2 separate regions of the Homo sapiens genome follow, and region 1 is linked to region 2. Evidence: chromatin contacts called from ENCODE Hi-C or POLR2A ChIA-PET data. All regions are on one chromosome and are shown on one strand. Each heading gives the region's core, a stretch centred on a gene start or an enhancer-like site at or near the end of the contact. The rest is flanking DNA. Distances are from core to core; before and after follow the strand shown.

What was found. Hi-C counts contacts between places; a loop is a spot of excess contacts on that map. ChIA-PET counts read pairs that join two places held with the same protein, here RNA polymerase II (POLR2A). Pooled maps may share reads with other maps.
Region 1: a pooled map shows a loop between it and region 2 (2.8-fold over the local background). The contact joins two enhancer-like sites. A Hi-C loop is called at or near these places in 10 of 168 maps with a recorded cell type or tissue (aorta, astrocyte of the cerebellum, heart left ventricle and 5 more) and 4 of 50 pooled maps. POLR2A ChIA-PET finds 5 or more read pairs at or near these places in 1 of 52 experiments (HEK293).

Annotation. Positions count from the first base shown.
Region 1 is chr7:27,899,198-27,903,982 of GRCh38, reverse strand. The region is part of intron 2 of JAZF1 (JAZF zinc finger 1); the gene reads left to right. Among named protein-coding and RNA genes, the nearest start is that of TAX1BP1-AS1, 160 kb to the right of the region's middle. Within about 2 kb of position 2,847, at least 9 of the 41 ENCODE cell types and tissues checked have a DNase peak (open chromatin) inside an H3K27ac peak, as active enhancers do.
Region 2 is chr7:27,193,161-27,198,037 of GRCh38, reverse strand. It overlaps HOXA13 (homeobox A13), which reads left to right. Exons shown (of 2, transcript NM_000522.5): 2 at 1-3,674. Among named protein-coding and RNA genes, the nearest start is that of HOXA13, 4.5 kb to the left of the region's middle. RefSeq lists an enhancer at 4,793-4,877. Within about 2 kb of position 1,662, at least 2 of the 41 ENCODE cell types and tissues checked have a DNase peak (open chromatin) inside an H3K27ac peak, as active enhancers do.

The DNA of each region.
Region 1 (4,785 bases), core at 1,598-4,097, 700 kb before region 2:
AATCTCAGGGCCCATCTGCCAACTCCCCACAGCTTTTCTCAAAAGCTTGTTTTTGCTGAAAAATGGCAATGCCCAAAGGGCCATTGAAAAGGCAGAACAAAGCTTTTGAACTTCAAATGAAGCATAGTTGGATGTGATGTTCTACAGAGGGTCTGCTAGCAGACGAAGTCAGAGCCTTGTGCAACTTGATGAATCTGCCAAGCAGAGAACAGCCCTTAGCTGGATGGAAGGATGTCAGTCCAGCAGCTCATGGCATGGAGGGTCTCCTGTTGCCTGTCCTGCTGGAAAGACCCTCTATAATTTTGTTCTACTCTAGAAATCAAGGCCAGGAAGTAAGAAGAGGTGTATGAGTTTATAGATGGGCCCCAGCGTGTTGTCTAATGAGAGGAACCTTCTTTTTCTGTTCATGAGTAGTTATTGTATCTGTCTTCTTGAATTTGCCTGTGATTGCCATTTAATAGATACCATTGCAATTTAATAGATGCCTGGGCCGGGCACAGTGGCTCACGCCTGTAATCCCAACACTTTGGGAGACCAAAGTGGGCAGATTGCTTGATCCCAGGAGTTCAAAACTAGCCTGGGCAACATGGTAAAACCCCATCTTTACAAAAAGTACAAAAAATTATCCAGATGTGGTGGTGAACGCCTGTAGTCCCAGCTACTCAGGAGGCTGACATGAGAAAATCACACGGCTGCTAGTGAGCCATGATCATGCTACTGCATTCCAGCCTGGGCGACAGAGTGAGCCAAAAAATAAATAAAAATAACATTAATGCCTGCAGAATCAGTAAAGGTGGCTCTTTGCTTTCAGAATCAGCAAAACTCATGATGGCAGTATTTAAAATCCTAATATTCCGTGCCCCAAAGTAACCAAATGCTAGTGTAGATGGCAGAAGGTGAAAGGTTTGCGAGTTAAGATTTCCAGTACAAGTGTTAGTCACTTCTTTTTTTTTTTTTTTTTTTTTTTAAGACGGAGTCTCGCTCTGTCGCCCAGGCTGGAGTGCAGTGGCGCGATCTCGGCTCACTGCAGGCTCCGCCTCCCAGGTTCACGCCATTCTCCTGCCTCAGCCTCCTGAGTAGCTGGGACTACAGGCACATGCTGCCATGCCTGGCTAATTTTTTGTATTTTTAGTAGAGATGGGGTTTCACTGTGTTAGCCAAGATGGTCTCGATCTCCTGACCTTGTGATCTGCCCATCTCGGCCTCCCAAAGTGCTGGGATTACAGGCGTGAGCCACCGTGCCCAGCATGTTAATCACTTCTTTTATGAACCAGGAACCTGACATTTGTTAAGCACGAAGTGTCAGGCCCTGTTCTAAGTGCTTTATGAATATTAACTTACTTAATCCTCACCACAACCCTTGGTCGGACCTGTCATTGTCACCATTTATAGATGAGAAAATGGCAGCACCGAAAGGCTAGGTAGGTAACTTGCCCAATGTCATCACACAGCTAGCAGGGCATGGATCAGGGATTTGAATCTAGACAGTCTACCTCCAAAGCCCACCCTCTTAACTGCTACACTAATATATTCAGACTCCAGACCATGACCTCCCAGGGGGTCAAGAAGTCAATGTGGTGGTCATGACCATCATATTTTGTTAAAATGAAATAGAACAGGAAAATGACAGAGTATATCACATGTAGTAAAGATTGTTTTGTGAAATTTCTGTTTCAGATATTTATATTAAAATGTCTTGTCCTTGAGTCCAGAAATGTTTCATTATTCATAATTTTTTAGATTTCATAAAGATAATATAGTAGAAATACTTCATATTACATAATACCCCCATTAGGGTCTGGGGCAGCCCCATATAATCACGTACATTAATATTTATACAGTGAAACACATGAATATTTTCAGTAAATACAATAAAATCTGTAAGTAGCCTTTCACCCAGTCAGGTTAGTTTGCCTTCCAATGATGTTTTAGTGCCAAACTTTATTTTTAAAAAATTTCAGGTTTCAGAGCTTTGGAGATCTCAAAATTGCAGGTTGCAGGCCTATTTATACATGTGAGCGCACCAGGTCGCACCGTGAGATACGTTTCTTATAATGGGTTGAAGTCAAAACAAAGTTTGAAAAATACTGCACAGTGCTATTGCTGGAATCATTCACTGTTAGAACTGGGAAGGACCCTAGCAGTGATGTATTCCATATATCCATAAAACCAAATCTCAATTTTAACAGGTAGAAAAACTAGGACCACAAAAGTGAATACAGTGACTCCCGGAGGCCACCAGTTTCTTTGCCCCAGAACAAGCCTCCTGGCGACATGCAGTGCAGGCCTCTGGACCATGTGTCCTCTCCAGAGTCTCATAATCACAGCCACATCACACCACACATCTTGGAGTTTTCAGTTTTTTCTGAGACTGCAGTTTCAAGTGGTCACTTCAGTTTCTGAGTTCTCTGATCCAGTGAAAGCCAAGTGATTTTTTTCCCCAGCAGGTCACTTAGACTCAGGTGTTTTGGCCATGGAGTGAGGTGGCAATGGAGTCTCTGCCCAGGTTCCAGCAAATAGTGTACATTTCCTGAGTTTGTGGTTGAAACTAGTCTCCCTGGACCAGCAGTTGACATTTTCCCCCTGTGGAGTTATATTCATGTTTCCACGTTGAGCATGTCAGACTGAATGAACATTGTGGTCTGAGGATTTAAAAGATTTATAATGGAGTCTTGAAAATTTACTTAAGGAATATGTACTTCCCCTAGCAATAACAAATATTGCTACAAATGACCATATTAAATTAAAGTAACTTAGACATTTCTGATTTGTAGGGAAGTTGAAATTAATCTTACAGCAGTTTCAGTTTCAAAATGAAAACACTGCTTTGCCTGACCGCAGATTTTCAGGCTGTTAGTCAACAGTGAGTGAAAGAGTCTCAAGTGACTTTTTTTCTTTAAGAAATATTCAGTGTTCTCTACGTGTAGAAAAATGTTAGAAGGAAAAACCCTAAAATATCAACCATAGTTTTATCTGGGTAATACGTCTCTTAGAAAAAAAAAAAAAAAGTTTTTACACAGGAAACATCAAAAATTCTTTTCATAAGCTGAATGGTAGGTACACGGATTTCTATTTTATTAAAATCTTTATGTGTGGAAATGTATATATTGATTTGCATATATATTCCATAATTTTAAAAAATACCTTTATTTCATTTCTTTTCCTAACCTGTGTGTTGGTCAATTAAAAAACTTTTTAAACATAAGTCACAAATCCATAAAAAATGTTCTGTAAATGTTCTTTACTGAGATATATTACTTTTTACAATTTTAAAAAAGAAGACTTTCTTATTCATTCTTCGTTCCTTCCCTGATTAATTCCTTTAGTGAGTAGGCAAGAAGCCCGGTTCAAATGCTTTTTTTTCCCCACATTAAAAAATAATAATCACTAGAAGGTGTACTGGCAAATGTTGAACTGACTTGGGGAGGAAAAAAGTCTCAATTTGTGTTATTGCCAGTTTCTGTGGTGTAAATACTCCTGCCATAGCCAATTTCAAGCTACCCACATGTTACTGAACACAGAGTAGGTTACTTTGCATTATACAGAATATAGTTATAAATAATTCTACCAAATAGATAAAATGTTAATGTAAATAACAAGAATATAGATAATATTAAAATTCAATAAAATAAGTGATGAGCCTTGAGTTAAATATCCTTGTTTTTAACAAAGCACTTGATTTAATTATTTACGTCATTTAGTTTTTAATAACGGCTGTGTTTAACAACAGACTCACCAAATCCCTGAAAATTTAAGTCAGCTTTCACAACCCAGTATGAGCCAGCTCCAGCACACGGCGGCTGCCAGATCAGAGCAGTGTCACCATTGCAAAGCAGAGAGAATTCTGGGAGGTGGGCACAGCCAGCCTTTCCCAGATCGTAGCCCAGTGGGGCTACAATTCCAGAGACCTCCCCTGCCACAACCGGGGAGCCCAGTGGTCCCACACAGCAGGATGGACTGACATTGAGAGGATGAGCCTTTTGTTCTCCCAGCTGCCCACTGCCCCCATGTAAACCGCCAGAGGAGTTCTCACTGCATTTCCCCAGTCCCCATGCTCCAGCTCCCTGAACACTTTCAACTGTGAAAACCATGACAGCATCCCCAGGCTTGACTGGGCCCTGATGCCAGCTCTGCCACTATCCTAAATGACCTCAAACAGGTCACACCACCTCAGTTCACAGTTACTGTAACAAATGAGGGGGCTGGACCTGATGATCTGACTTAACCAAGGTTCCTTCCTGCTCTAAAACCCAAGTGAGTCAGGCGCAGTGGCTCACACCTATAATCCTAACACTTTGGGTGGGAGGATTGCTTGAGCCCAGGAGTTTGAAACCAGCCTGGGCAACATAGAGAGACCCCATCTCTACAAAAAATCCAAAAATTACCTGGGCATGGGGGGGCGTGCCTGTAGTCTCAGCTACTTGGGAGGCTGAGGCAAGAAGATTGCTTGAGCCCAGGAGGTTGGTGCTTCGGTGCACTGTAATCACACCACTGCACACCAGCCTGGGTGACAGCGAGACCCTGTCTCCAAAAAAATATCCACATCAGCCGTGATTACTGAGGGCTTCAGAAAGATCACCAGTGGTGTCCAGACTCATTGAGGAAAGCTTAGGCCACTGAGTCACATGACTTGCTTAACCTGAACTCAGCCTTGGCAACACGGTTAATCTTTCCAGACCTGATATTTGGTGAAACAGGGAACATAGTCCTCATTTGTTGGCCAGAATCACAGCCTTTGCTGTGCCTCCTTGGCTTCTCTAGACACTTTTGTCTCCCCAAATGGCT
Region 2 (4,877 bases), core at 413-2,912:
AATGGAATCTACAACTGTTTTAAAACTTTAAGAAAGGTAAAGACTGCCAGTTCTTCCGCCAACCCCATCAGCCCAGCCCGTTAAATGTCAAACGTCAACCCCCAAAATACGCAATTTCAGATAAGTTACGCAGTTACTGAAATCTTGTAAGTATTTAAGTGATCGTTACATTTTAGGACACTGCGTTAGATGGTAATAATCTGGAAGTTGGTTACAAACGCAAGAGGCCATTGTAAACATCTGCTTGTCCTTCTTAGGTCGCCATTCCCTTTGCATGTTAAGCGTCTGCTCAGGTAAATCTTAGTGAAATTCCTACCGTTGTTGTACGTTCTGCAAAACATTTTATGTATAGATTTAGAGGGGAAACGAGAAGGTACTGAAATAATGATCTTGGAATATTTGCTGTGAAGGGAGAAAGGGAGAGAAAACTCTTCTGAGGATCATTTGTCTTGGTAGTATAGTAAAACCAACCAGCTGAACCTTTCAGGCTACAAGAGAACCCGGGTCGGTAATGTCTTTTTAAGAATAATTTTTAATTGCTTATAACAAGCATATTTTGTGGCATTTGAACTATATTTACTGCTCCAATATCCGTTATTTTCCAAAGGATTTTGTATCTTTTTGAAAATGTTTACATCATCAGATGATCCACAGAATTCACTTTATGTGAGATCTCCCGAGAGTTTCCATCCCAACATGATGGACTTTGGTTTGAACACAATTCGTTTTTTCATTTGAATTGGCATTTCCCAATATTTGCTAAACATTTGCTGGAGAAATCATTTTTCTTTTTTCTTTTTTAGAAAACTCAGAATGAAAATTCATTCCCCTGAAATATTTAGGTGTCTATATTCTATATTTTGATCTATTAAGGGATTAGTATTTTTCCATGTTTATTGTGTTATCAGAGTGCATTAGAAAGATTAGTGATTCATCTTCACAGCACATTTTTAATCAAGCAGTTATTTCAACCAGCACATTCGTTTTGTTCATATTCACTATAGAATGATATCTTGTAAATAAAGACATTCAGCACACTGTGAAAATGTATTTGTGCACCTGCTTTTTAAATATTTCTACTAAAAATGAAAAAAAAAAACCCTTAGACCTGTAGATAGTGATATCGTAATATTAATTGTTAATAAAATAGTCACTGCCATTAAAATCTGCAGAAAATACTCTTTACTTTCCTATGCTAAATGTGCACTGCACAGAAAGAAAAGGAGCAGGTTTATCTTATATAAACCAAGGACCATTCTTTATTATTATTCAGTACTTCTTTTGCTACCAAATTTTTAAGAAAAGGGAGAAATCCCTCATAACTAAAATCCTAAAAAATGATAAGTGCTTCAAGGAGATTAAAGTGTCAGGTATTACAAAAGGGAGAGAAAAGAAAGGAGGAAGAGATAGTATGAATTCCCAGGCTCCCTGTGGAAAATGAAAACCAGTTGTTTTGTAGCAGCAATGCCTAGGCTGTCGTATTTTAAAATCTGCTGTTGGGTCTGCATGTGTCTGAGAGGGCAGGTTTTGATATTTGTTGAAATGACAGGACTACGAAAGGCCTTAAACCTTGACCTTGACGAAAAAAAAGACAATTTGTGACCTTGACTTTTGACAGCTCATGAATTGGCCTTAGCTGGATTAGTAGATCAAGGGCGCCACCTCGCGTTGACAAGCCTCCTTGTAATTCTTCAACCAAGGGAATCAAGAGCTCTTACCTCCTTGACTTTAGAGATTCAGTACTCAATTATTTGGCTCCAGCTGGAGCAAATTTGAATATATGTAAATTATACATGTCCCTGTATATATGTAAATATATATAATATGTGTACACATGTATACATTTGCATATTAGTGCTTGTGTGTGCTTGTATATATATTTGTAGAATCTGTACAGATATCATATCATTAATTGCTAATGACGCAAGATATTGTAATTTAAGGTGATTTCTAGAATTGAGGTACAAAATGTACTTTACAAGATGAAGCCTTGTTCCTTTTCTCTAATGGCCAAATTTGATTTGTCTTCACAGTGGCTTGCTCTGCATCAGATTTCTGCAGATCTGCTTTAAAGCTGTACATTTTTGTTACAGTCTAAGATGTGTTCTTAAATCACCATTCCTTCCTGGTCCTCACCCTCCAGGGTGGTCTCACACTGTAATTAGAGCTATTGAGGAGTCTTTACAGCAAATTAAGATTCAGATGCCTTGCTAAGTCTAGAGTTCTAGAGTTATGTTTCAGAAAGTCTAAGAAACCCACCTCTTGAGAGGTCAGTAAAGAGGACTTAATATTTCATATCTACAAAATGACCACAGGATTGGATACAGAACGAGAGTTATCCTGGATAACTCAGAGCTGAGTACTGCTCCAGGGTGGTGTGCAATCTTATATTGATGCTTGTGAATCTGCCATTTGATTTGTAGGATAAATAAATATGTTTAATATTAACAACTTCCATCAAAACTATAATAATAATATTATATCTACTGTTGACCTCTAACAACAATCAGGTGCTGTATTCAGAGTCATAAAGAATACATATGTATGTTTGTATATTTAATATACACATAGGATAATGTGTTTTTGTCAAATCTATGCTATGCGCATATGTATTAAAATGTTGGTGGAATCAGTAGCCGTGGGATGCAGAATTGTGAGATGCAGGCTAATTTTATCTTTACGTTAGAGGAAAGTAATAGTGAATGGAAGAACCAGATTCATCATTTTATGGAAAATAATATTGATTGGTTACAAAAGTGGCTGCCGGAAACCTCTCCAACCTCTCCTGAGGACTCACAACTTCTTTATAGATGAGAATTACGAAAGAGTCTCTAAAGCTGTCTCAAAAACAGGCTGGTGTTGAAACATACATATCGAAAGGTCTCGAGAAATTCAATTATATTTTGCTGCCCTGAGGATTTTCACTCCACTTGTGGAAACAAATGATAATGTTGCTTCAGACCCACCTCTCCACCTCTTGTTCCAAACAGTACTCCATTTCCAAATGAGCTGCCATCAAGCCAAAGTAACAACTTTCTCCCAAAATGTTTAAAGTGGTGGAAAATCCCCTCAAAGCTGGATCAAACTGTGTGTTTAAGAACAGCTCCAAAAGGGACTCTTCTGTTGACAGGGGATATTTTTCTTTAGATGTAAGAAATATTCTGAGCCTCGAGCCTAGGAAGGAGGCCAACAGCAGCTCTCCAGCCGGGATCCCGCCCCTTTCGAAAGCCATCACCACTACAGGAACCCTGGGTAAAGTAGTAGCCTTCTTTTTTTCTCTCTCTAGTTTTTGAAACTGTAATGACAGAAGACATTTCAGGGTTGTTGTGGGGATTTTTTCCCCCCAGTTCTAAAATGGTCATTGATAGTGTCGATCTTACCTAACTCTCCTCCTATTTAAAATTTCTGTGGATCTACCAGATAACCTAAAGTGGGCATGGATTATTTATTATGGCTCCTTTAATGCCCAAATAGCAATCAGTCTAAAACCTTAAAACAAAAACAAAAACAAAAACAAAAATCAAGGAGAGACCAGCCACCTCCTGAAAAATAGGAATAATAGTATCAGCCACTGACCCATGGATAATGTTGTTGAAAGCCTGATTAAAGTATTTTTTTCTAAAAAGAAAACTCTTCCTGAATTAAGAAAATAAAAATGGGACTTTAAAAAAAAACGCTACTTTTTCTATCTGCTCTCAGTACTATCATATTTATTTACTTATTTTAAGTGGATGATTGTTAAATGTCGCTATGCATTTCACTCCTATTTGTGACTGATGCAGAGCTGAAGCCACCCATTCAAGTTATTCAAGTTGTGGGTTTTTAAAAAAAATTAACAGAAAAGGGAAGAAAAAAATTAAAACAACCTAGTTGAAATCTTTTCTTAAAAATTCACCACTAGGCAGTGAAATTCAGCTGCAGATGCAACATTTGTGTGCGGAGAGTTGACACAGATTTCACTTTGTAATACATGTAAGTGCAGATTGCACTCTGCTGCATGTGTTTGGAGGCCTTGGTGAAGATGCAGTGTCTTGCTTCCTCTGTGAATTCCCGAGTTCAGGAGCAGAGACGGAGGTTGCCCTGGACTGCTAATCCCCAGACCCGGTGGGTTCAGAGGCGCCCTCCTGGATTTGCGGACCTCTCCCAAGGAGACGCTAGGGGCTTGCTGATTTATGCGCATTCCTTTAAACTTGATCGAATGCGTGTCAGCCGACCAAGACCTGGAGAATCAGAGAAATGTGCAGCGAGTTGCTCACATCCCATTTCTCATAAGCAAAGATATAGCGTTATCCAAAAGGCAGAGGGAGATTTATGCCTAGGTTTTAGGACAGGCACGCTAATTAAGTTTTCATCTGCTAGGCCGCCGGTCTATAACAGCCGGCCTCATTCTTTATGAAAATGCCCACTCAATCCTCGTGCATCTATCTATCTCTGATGAATGCCTGAGAAGTGCTTGCTATTTTTAATTTTATTTTAAAGGGAAGGAAAAAGACACTGGCGCAGAAAAACTCCTCCGTGAAAGCAGCCAAGGCCTTGCCACAGTTGATTTCATTTCTGCCCGGCTCTCGTGACGCTGAAGAGCCGGATCCACTGGGCAGAAATAATTACAACGGGTCTCAGAGATTTCCAAACCTCTGCGGGCGGTTATGCGGCGACATAGGTCCTCCCCCAGGTACTGGGGTGTGAACTCGGAGAGCTACCTGATGTCGCGCCCCTCGGGGACAGAGGCGCGGCCCCAAACCCTCCACGCTTCTACAAGAACCCCCTACTCAAAATGGAGGCTCAGGCCGGTGTAAAGCGGGCCTCCCTCTGACGGCACGCGGGCCAGTCGGGGCTGCGGCAGGACGGCTGGCGGAGGTCCCGGCGCGGAACAGCAA